Linked DNA regions of Homo sapiens: region 2 is linked to region 1. Evidence: read pairs that join two places in POLR2A ChIA-PET (ENCODE). Cell type or tissue: K562. All regions are shown on one strand. Links, peaks and the distances in the headings refer to the core of each region. The heading gives the core; the rest is flanking DNA. Region 1 overlaps SDF2L1 (stromal cell derived factor 2 like 1). Region 2 has its middle 3.8 kb from the start of MIR649.

Region 1 (5,374 bases), core at 152-5,151:
TGGATGGGTGGATGGAGGGTGGCAGGTGGGGCGTCTGCAGGGCCACTCTTGGCAGAGACTTTGGGTTTGTAGGGGTCCTCAAGTGCCTTTGTGATTAAAGAATGTTGGTCTATGATTGCGTTTCACTGTGAGCCTGAGGATGACCAGGAGGTGCCAGCCCAGGCCCAGTTGATCATTTCTTCCTCAGTGCAAAACCTGTCTCCAGCCCAGCCTGACTGCTGAATCTGTCCAAACCCTTTATTATTTTTTTTTCGGGGGGCGGGGGGGAGGTTTGCTTTTTTTTTTTTTTTTGAGACGAACTCTCGCTCTTGTCCCCCAGGCTGGAGTGCAATGGCGTAATCTCAGCTCACTGCCATCTCCGTCTCCCGGGTTCAAGTGATTCTCCTGCCTCAGCCTCCCGAGGAGCTGGGATTATAGGCACCTGCTACCACACCCGGTTAATTTTTATATATATATTTTAAGTAGAGATGGGGTTTCACCATGTTGGCCAGGCTGGTCTCGAACCCCTGACCTCAGGTGATCTGCCTACCTCAGCCTCCCAAAGTGCTGGGATTAAAGGTGTGAGCCACCATGCCCGGCCTGGGTTTTGCTTTTTTTTTTTTTTTTTTTTTTTGAGGCGGAGTCTTGCTCTGTCACCCAGGCTGGAGTGCAATGGCACTATCTCGGCTCACTGCAAGCTCCGCCTCCTGGGTTCACGCCATTCTCCTGCCTCAGCCTCCCAAGTAGCTGGGACTACAGGCACCCGCCACTGTGCCCGGCTAATTTGTTTTGTATTTTTAGTAGAGACGGGGTTTCACTGTGTTAGCCAGGATGGTTTCAATCTCCTGACCTCGTGATCTGCCCGCCTCGGCCTCCCAAAGTGCTGGGATTACAGGCGTGAGCCACCGCGCCAGGCCGGTTTTGCTTTTTTAGAGATGGTCTCACTCCGTTGCCCAGTCTGGAGTGCAGTGGCATGATCATAGCTCACTGTAAACTTGAACTCCTGGGCTCAAGTGATCTTTCCACTTCAGCCTCCTGACTAGCTGGGACTACAGGCACACACCACCATGCCCATCTAATTATTATTTCTGATGAGACAGGATCTTGCTCTGTCATCCAGGCTGGTGTACTGGCAGTGATCATAGCTCACCGCATTCTGGGCTCAAGTGATTTTCCCACCTCAGCCTCCCAAGTAGCTGGGACTACAGGCATGTGCCACCATGCCTGGCTAATTTTTTTTTTTTTGAGATGGCGTCTTGCTCTGTTGCCAGGCTGGAGTGCAGTGACACAATCTCCGCTCACTGCAGATTCCGCCTCCCAGGTTCAAGCCATTCTCCTGCCTCAGCCTCCTGAGTAGCTGGGATTACAGGCACGTGCCACCACGCCCAGCTAATGTTTGCATTTTTAGTAGAGATGGGGTTTCATGATGTTGGCCAGGCTGGTCTCGAACTCCCAGCCTCAGGTGATCTGCCCACCTCGCCCTCCCAAAGTGCTGGGATTATAGGCATGAGCCACCGTGTCTGCCCTCTCTGGCTAATTTTTAAAATTGTTTTAGTAGAGACAAGGTCTCACTGTGCTGCCCTGGTGGGTCTCAAATTCCTGAGCTCAAATGATCCTTCCACCTCTGCCCCCATAAAGTGCTGGGATTACAGTTGTATTACTTTTATTTTGAGACAGGGTCTTACTGTTTTGTCCTGGCTGGACTCGAACTGCATGGCTCAAGCCTCCTCCTGCCTCAGTCTCTCAAGTGGCTGGGATTACAGGTGGATGCCACTGTGCAATCTTTTTTTTTTTTTTTTTTTTTTTTTGAGACGGAGTCTCGCTCTGTCACCCAGGCTGGAGTGCAGTGGCGCGATCTCGGCTCACTGCAAGCTCTGCCTCCCAGGTTCACACCATTCTCCTGCCTCAGCCTCCCAAGTAGCTGGGACTACAAGCACCTGCCACCACGCCTGGCTAATTTTTTTGTATTTTTAGTAGAGACGGGGTTTCACCGTGTTAGCCAGGATGGTCTGGATCTCCTGACCTCATGATCTGCCAACCTCGTGATCTGCCCGCCTTGGCCTCCCGAAGTGCTAGGATTACAGGCATGAGCCACCGCGCCCAGCCGCCACTGTGCAATCTTAACCTTTTCAGTGGTCTTCCATGTACTCCAGTGCTGCCCTGGGCATCCCCCTGTCCACCCTGAGGCGGTCTGATGGCAAGTGACCCCAGGTCCCCAGCCCCTTAGCTTTATGAACCTTCCTGTTAAGGGCCAAGGCCAGACCTCAGAGCAGGATGGGTGGGAGCCCCACTCCCTGTCAGCTGGGATGGGGCACAAGCTCTCCAGCTCCCTCATCCCTAGATGTGAGGAGCTCACTCTCCTGTCAGTTGTGGCAGTCTTGACACCTGTATATGACCAAGGGACAGGTGAGGATTCTGCCCATCTGCTGGAAAGTAGCATTGCAGTTTCACTCACCGGGTGCAAATGGCACCCCACCATAGGCACATGGCATCTCAGGCCCCCACCACGACCTTTGAAAGTCTCAATGAAATAACAGAACTACAGAAGATATTGCAAGGGAAGGCAGCCACATAAAACTGCTACCTGCAGAGATCTGAGAAGGCTGCCTGGAAGAGTAGGCACAATTTGGGCAGGCCAGAGTATCGTACCTTTAAGGCAGGAGCAGACGAAATAGGAGAGCCCTAATAAAGGAAGAGAACTGTTAGCTTTGCTGGTGTGTTGGTGGCCTCTAGCGGTTATGGCAGAGATTACAGGCTTCCTGGACTTGATAACTTAGCTGGGCTGCTGTGGGTCGGCCATGGGAGCTACTGAGTATAACGGTTTGCTTCCCTGAAGCAGAACAAAAGAGCCCAAGGAGAGGCTAGGGGTGGCAGCTGGCTGAAAGAGGCTCGGAATAGTGTGGACAGAGCACCTTGCACTGGAGAAATCAATTGACCTTTCGTGGTTTTTTGTTGTTGTCAATGCCTCTGTTGCCCAGGCTGGAGTGAAGTGGTGCAATCTCGGTTCACTGCAACCTCCACCTCGCAGGTTTAAATGATCTTCCCACCTCAGCCTCTGGAGTAGCTGGGACTACAGGCATGCACCACCACACCCAGCTAATTGTTGTATTTTTTCTAGAGACAGGGTTTTGCCATGTTGCTCACACTTGTCTCGAACTCCTGGACTCAAGTGATCTGCTCACCTCAGCCTGCCAAAGTGCTGGGATTACAGGCTTGCACCACCACGCCTGGCCTCAGTTGACCTTATTAAAGGATGGAGCAGCTGGACATGGTGGCACACGCCTGTAATCTCAGTGCTTTGGGAAGCTGAAGTGGAAGGATTGCTTGAGCCCAAGAGTTGGAGACTGCAGTGAGCTATGATGGTGCTACTGCATTCCAGCTGGGCAACAGACTCTGTCTCTTTAAAAAAGAAAAAAAAGGGGGGGGGGGGCCAGGCATGGTGGCTCACGCCTGTAATCCCAGCACTTTGGGAGGCCAAGGCCGGCGGATCACAAGGTCAGGAGATCGAGACCATCCTGGCTAACACGGTGAAACCCCATCTCTACTAAAAATACAAAAATTAGCCAGGCGTGCTGGCGGGCGTCTGTAGTCCCAGCTACTTGGGAGGCTGAGGCAGGAGAATGGCATGAACCCGGGAGGCGGAGGTTGCAGTGAGCCGAGATTGCACCACTGCACTCCAGCCTGGGTGACAGAGTGAGACTCCATCTCAAAAAAAAAAAAAAGGCCGGGCATGGTGGCTTACACCTGTAATCGCAGCACTTTGGGAGGCTGAGGTGGGTGAATCACGAGGTCAGGAGATTGAGACCATCCTGGCTAACATGGTGAAACCCCGTCTCTGCTAAAAACACAAAAAAATTAGCTGGATGTGGTGGCGGTGCCTGTAGTCCCAGCTACTCGGGAGGCTGAGGCAGGAGAATGGCGTGAACCCGGGAGGTGGAGCTTGCAGTGAGCCAAGATCGTGCCACTGCACTCCAGCCTGGGCAACATAGCAAGATCCCATCTCAAAAAAAAAAAAAGCCTTGGGGTGGGGTGAGGGGGTGGGAGAAAAGCTCTAGCCAATTGTGAATTTGGACTCCTGGGCTTAAGCAATTCTCCCATCTCAGCCTCCCAAAGTGTTGGGATTGTAGGTGTAAGCCACAGCACCTGGCTTTTTCTTTTTTATTTTTTTGGGGAGATAGGATCTTGGTCTGTCACCCAGGCTGGAGTATAGTGGCGCAATCACAGCTCACTGCAGCCTCTATCTCCTGGGCTTAAGAGGTTGTCCCACCTCAGCCTCCTGAGTAGCTGGGACCACAGGCATGCCATACCACACCTGGCTAATTGTTAAATTTTATGTAGAGATAGGGTTTTGCTATGTTGCCCAGGCTGGTCTCAAACTCCTGGGCTTGAGTGATCCTCCCACTTTGGTTTCCTTTTTTTCTTTCCTTTTTTTTTTTTTTTTTTTGAGGTGGAGTCTCACTCTGTCGCCCAGGCAGTGCCGTGGCTCTATGCAACCTCCGCCTCCCAGGTTCAAGTAATTCTCCTTCCTAGCCTCCCGAATAGCTGGGATTACAGGCAAGTGCCACCACACCTGGCTAATTTTTGTATTGTAGAGACGGGCTTTTGCCATGTTGGCCAGGCTGGTCTCGAACTCCTGACCTCAGGTGATGTGCCTGCCTCGGCCTCCCAAAGTGCTGGGATTGCAGGCATGAGCCACTGTGCCTGGCCCTCGCCTTGGCTTCTGAAAGTGCTGGAATTACAGCCATGAGCCACTGCACCTGGCTTCATCGTTAAACTTCTTGAGGATCATCTACAAGTCTATCCATCTCTCCCATTACTCATCTGACCTGAGAGGATTTGAATGGAAGTATATTGTTGGGAGGTGATTCCAGAAAATGCTGGCACAGAGGAATGGGGCTGTGAGAGGGGAAGGGAAAGAAGCTAGTGAAAGGTGCATTATTGAGCAAGTTACCCCTTTGGGCAACTGGAGCTCAATCCCACTGGGGATCTCTGGGACCCAGTGCAGAACGTGCATCAAAGTTATCCCACCCAGCTGGGTGCAGTGGCTCTCATGTGTAATCCCAGTACATTGGGAGACCAAGGCGGGCGGATCACTTGAAGCTAGGAGTTCAAGACCGGTCTGGCCAAGAAGGCGAAACCCCAGCTCTACTAAAAAAAAATACAAAAATTAACTGGGCATGGTGATGCATGCCCATAATCCCAGCTACTTGGGTGGCTGAGGCACTCCAGCCTGGGCGACAGAGTGAGAGTGTCTCAATAAATAAATAAATAAATAAATAAATAAATAAATAAATAAAAGCTATTCCACTCAAGGGGCAAGGAAGTGAGGTACTTACCTCCCAAAGTAGTTTCCCTCACAGGCTGGGTCTGCTGAGTGGGTGGGGGGAGCCACTCT
Region 2 (5,374 bases), core at 238-5,237, 610 kb before region 1:
CAACATAGCAAGACCCTGTATCTAAAAAAAAAAAAAGTTGAGTTTTCAGAGCAGTTTTATGTTCACAGCAATATTGAGCAGAAAGTACAGTTCCCATATACTTCTGCTCCCACACACGTGTAGCCCCCTCTCCCACTACTGACATCCAGCACCAAAGGGGCATATTTGTTACAATCGATTAACCTACATTGACACATCATTATCACCCAAGGTCTATAGTTTACATTAGGGTTCATTCTTCCGGTTGTACATTCTATGGGTTTGGACAAATGTGTAATGACACATAGACACACCATTATTGTATCACACACAGTAGTTTCATTGCCCTAAAAACCCTCTGTGCTCTGCCTGTCCCTCCCTGCTAACACCTGGCAACCACCGATCTTTTTCCTGTCTCCATAGTCTAGTCTTACTTTTGCAGAATCTTATATAGTTGGGATTATAGAGTATATTGCCTTTTCAGGCTTCTTTCCCTTAATAATATGCATTTGAGATTCCTCTATGACTTTTCATGGCTGAATAGCTCGTTTTAATTTTATTTTTTATTTTTGAGACAGAGTCTCACTCTGTCGCCCAGGCTGGAGTGAAGTGGAGTGATCTTGGCTCACTGTAGCCTCTGCCTTCAGGATTCAAACGATTCTCATGTCTCAGCCTCCCGAATGGCTGGGGACTGCAGGCGTGCACTGTCACACCAGGCTAAATTTTGTATTTTTAGTAGAAATGGGGTTTTCCCATGTTGGCCAGGTTAGTCTCAAACTCATTTCCTCAAGTGATACACCTGCTTCAACCTCCCCAATGTGCTGGGATTACAAGCGTGAGCCACCCAACCAGGCCTGTGCTATTTCTAAAATGCAGGAGATGAAGTTGCCATGTGAAAGATGCAACATTCTTATCTTCAAGGATGAGAAGTTGAAATGAGAGAATTCTATACAGACCTTGTTAAAACACTGTTATCTTTTAAGCCTCCCCATATAATTTAGTTGCCTCTTCATAACTTATTATTATTTGTCCAATTCAGTGTATAAGTAACAGACTCTAACTTCTTCTTTGGGTCTTCAAATGTCCTTATGAGGGTTCCCAACCCATGTAAAACTTGTACTCAATAAATTTGTGGGACTGTGTGGTGGCTCACTCCTGTGATCCCAGTGCTTTGGGAGGCCGAGGGGGGCTTGCTTGAGTCCAGGAGTTCAAGACCAGTCTGGGCAATATAGTGAGATCCCGGTTCAACACTTTTTTTTTTTAATTAGATTGGTGTGGTGGGTGGCATGTACCTGCAGTTCCAGCTACTCAGGAGGCTGAGGTGGGAGGATAGCTTGAGCCCAGGAGTTTGAGGCTGCAATGAGCTGTGATCTCACCACTGCACTCCAGCACCCCTTATTTATAAATAAATATAATGGCTAGCCTTAGGGACTCTGTTCGCAAGATTAAAGAACAGAAATCAGATGTAGAATAGCATATAAATAAATTTATGTGCTTTTCTTCTGTTAACCTGTCCTATGTCAATTTAATTCTTGGGCCCAGCTGAGACTCTAGGGATGGAAGTGGAGTTTTGCCACCCCTACAGTTTCTGGTGACAAGGATGGGATCCTCTCAAGCCTAAAGATGGGATCCTGGGAGAACAAATAAAAGCGGGCACAGGTAGGAATTCTTACCAAAGTGAACTCTTTTTTTTTTTTTGAGACGGAGTCTCGCTCTGTAGCCCAGGCTGGAGTGCAGTGGCACGATCTCGGCTCACTGCAAGCTCTGCCTCCTGGGTTCACGCCATTCTCCTGCCTCAGCCTCACACGTAGCTGGGACTACAGGCACCCGCCACCACGCCCGGCTAATTTTTTTTTGTATTTTTGGTAGAGACGGGGTTTCACCGTGTTAGCCAGGATGGTCTCAATCTCCTGACCTCGTGATCCGCCTGCCTCGGCCTCCCAAAGTGCTGGGATTACAGGCATGAGCCACTGCGCCCAGCCCAAAGTGAACTCTTCTGGATCTCTGTCTGTAATGCCTGGTTGAAAGAGGAGAGTAAAATTTTTCCTTGTCCCTTTCTAAATTCAAACTGGCAGGAGAAAAGCATGGTAAGAATTGATTCTTTGAGTTATGACTCTTATGTCAACCTTAAATAATGAGATTCAGAAAATATCAGCTAGGCACGTTGGCTTATGCTTGTAATCCCAGCACTTTGGGAGGCCAAGGTGGAAGGATCACTTGAACCCAGGAGTTGGAGGCTGCAGTGAGCTATAATTACATCACTGCATTCCAGTCTGGGTGACACAGACCTAGTCTCCAAAAAACAAAAACAAAAAAAACCAAAGGAAATATGATTTTTATTCTAGTGCAAAGCTTGAGGATGGACACCCAGGAAACAGCTTCCAAAGGGTTGGGGTCATTGCTCCAAAGTGGGGAAGCTAAGGTTTCACTCATAGAGGCAGAAACAGTGTCAGCAGGATTGCAACATCTTCTGTACAAATCCAGTATGTTAGATTCCATTAGTACAGCTTGCTACATTCCAAGGAAAATTGTTTCAACATTCTGTGAGAAGAAGTCAAGCTCTGAGGTCATCTTATCTCTGATGCTGCTCAGACATTTCTAACCATTTACAGGGAAAAGCAGAAGTTGCAACTGCATGCTCCATGCCTCAGGCCACATGGCCACATTCCTCCTGAGGCTCATAATAATGTAAAGTTCCAACAGCTTGGTGGTGGCTCACGCCTGTAATCCCAGCACTTTGGGAAGCTGAGGTGGCTGGATAACTTAAGAAAGGAGTTTGAGACCAGCCTGGCCAACACAGCGAAACCCCGTCTCTACTAAGTATACAAAAATTAGCCCGGCATGGTGGCGGGCACCTGTAGTCCCAGCTACTCAGGAGGCTGAGGTGGGAGGATTGCATGATCCTGGGAGTTTGAGGCTGTAGTGAGCCATGATTGCAGCACTGCACTCCAGCCTGGGTGACAGAGGGAGACCTTGTCTCAAAAAAAAAAAAAAAAGAATTATTTGATTTCACACTTCCGAATTTGGTATTTGGCTCTGCATACATAGTGGCTATTGACCCACAGCCTCCCAGAAATAAGGCTTGTTTTCCATGTCTCTGTTGTGTGGTTTATCATATCTTGTTTTATGTCTTGAGAACATGGCTCTGTGACCAATTGAAATATTCTCTTTGGTTTCTGCCAGCTGCAGGGGTTGGGAGGACAAGTCCTTGTTAGGCTGCTAGCCAGCTGCCCAGGAATCAGAAACACAGTGTCTCTGTCCAACGGTTCCAGCTCTCAGAGGAGTTTGTCCTACTTGTCTCAGCTTTCATTGCCTTGATAACAATTAGGATATTTGCCTGCTTAGGCTATCTTGAAAAAGACTTTGGATCTTGAGGGGGATTGTATCTTTTCCAGCCTGTTTGGGATGCTCTTCTGTGCCTCCAGTTAAGCCAGAAAAGGCATACTGATTTTAAGCCATAAAAAGGCTTATTGGTTTTGAGTCACAATTAAAGTAGGTATAACATTGAAGATTTGGACTTTTGAATCTAAAAGCTTTTTTTTTTTTTTTTTTTAAGACAGAGTTCCGCTCTGTTGCCCAAGCTGGAGTGCAGTGGTGCAGTCTTGGCTCACTGCAACCTCTGTTTCGTGGATTCAAGTGATTCTCCTGCCTCAGCCTCCCGAGTAGCTGGTATTACAGGCATCTGCCACCATGCCTGGCTAATTTTTTGTATTTTTAGTAGAGACGGGGTTTCACCATGTTGGCCAGGCTGGTATCGAACTCCTGACCTCATGATCTGCCTGCCTCAGCTTCCCAAAGTGCTGGGATTACAGGCATGAGCCACTGTGCCCAGCCTAAAAGTATTTTTATTAAAGCGTGCTATTGGCCAGGTGTGGTGGCTCACACCTGTAATCTCAACCTTGTGGGAGACTGAGGTGGGAGGATCGCTTGAGCCCAGGAGGTTGAGCTGCAGTGAGCTATGATCTTGCCACTACTGCACTCCAGCCTGGGCAACACAGTGAGACCCCATCTGTAAACCGTCCCCCCCCACAAAAAAGGGTGCTTTCATCCCAAACAACCGTCCTATTGGTAACTAGAGAAATATCAAATTAAAAAGAAGACACAAAGAAATATAGGCCAGGCACGGTGGCTCATGCCTGTAATTCCAGCACTTTGGGAGGCCAAGGTGGGTGGATCATGAGATCAAGAGATCGAAGCCATCCTGGCCAAAATGTTGAAACCCCATCTCTACTAAACATACAAAAATTAGCCGGGCGTGGTGGCGTGCGCTTGTAGTCCCAACTACTCAGGAGGCTGAGGCAGGAGAATCACTTGAACCCAGGAGGCTGAGTTTGCAGTGAGCCGAGATCATGCCATTGCACTCCAGCCTGGGTGACAGAGCCAGACTCTATCTCAAAAAAAAAAATAAAATAAAATAAATATGGTTAGCTTTAGGGACTTCCTTTAATCTTCCTCAATATTAAAGAACAGAAATCAGATGTAGAAAAAAAGTTGAAATCTGCACCCTCTGTAAATTATCCTCCTCCACCCACCTGTGCTCTGCTCAACCCCCAAGTCCCTGTCCCTGATCCCCCAGAAGGTCTTTCGGATATCTGGGCCCCTGACTTACACTTACCCTCCTCAAAACTTGGCCCTATTCTCCTTAGCAAATTTCTTTTAGACCTAAAACTTCTCCAAATATCCTTTCAATGCCCAGCTGCCTACTTTAACTTCTCTTTTCCTATAAAATTCACAGAAAGCACCCCAGCCTGTTTTCCAGGCCCAAGATATACAGGTGACATGTATATACTGATAGCCAGAAAATAGACCTAACACAGGCTCTGGGAATGAGCAGCCAGGCTTGCTTCACTGTACCTTACAATTCCTCCTACTTCCTGGGGCTCTGTAATCAAATCTCATCAGCTCCAGGCATTCCCATGTTTAGGCCGAAACCACAAAAAAGTCTACTGGACTATCGTACTCTTAGGAAAAAGAAACCATAAAAATTACCCTAGATCTCTGATAACAAAAAATATGCTCTGAAACTCCTTGGAGAAAATCTACATTCTTTCTCAGTTTTCTTGCTCTGTCGCCAGTCTTATCATATCTTTAAAACTTAAGGGCCAGGCACAGTGGCTCAAGCCTGTAATCCCAGCACTTTGGGAGGCTGAGGCAGGCGGATCACGAGGTCAGGAGATCGAGACCATCCTGGCTAACACGGTGAAACCCCGTCTCTACTAAAAATACAAAAAAATTAGCCAGGTGTGGCGGCGTGCGCCTGTAGTCCCATCTGCTGGGAAGGCTGAGACAGCAGAATGGCGTGAATCCGGGAGGCGGAGCTTGCAGTGAGCCGAGATCGCGCCACTGCACTCCAACCTGGGTGACAGAGCAAGACTCTGTCTCAAAAAAAACAAAA

The links. Peaks named below come from ENCODE experiments on the same cell type or tissue, not always from the same donor. Only the 100,000 strongest peaks of a DNase experiment are listed, where the experiment ranks them.
Region 2: POLR2A ChIA-PET joins it to region 1 with 8 read pairs; 2 of 35 experiments call an interaction of 5 or more read pairs at or near these places.

The regions. Positions count from the first base shown.
Region 1 is chr22:21,644,185-21,649,558 of GRCh38, forward strand. SDF2L1 (stromal cell derived factor 2 like 1) reads left to right here. Exons shown (of 3, transcript NM_022044.3): 3 at 1-115. Among named protein-coding and RNA genes, the nearest start is that of SDF2L1, 4.6 kb to the left of the region's middle. In K562, for the core only: CTCF peaks have their summits at 2,718 (motif pointing left), 4,722 and 5,009; a DNase peak (open chromatin) is centred at 2,707.
Region 2 is chr22:21,035,416-21,040,789 of GRCh38, forward strand. No RefSeq gene overlaps it. Among named protein-coding and RNA genes, the nearest start is that of MIR649, 3.8 kb to the left of the region's middle. In K562, for the core only: no CTCF peak of the experiment used is centred there; a DNase peak (open chromatin) is centred at 2,566.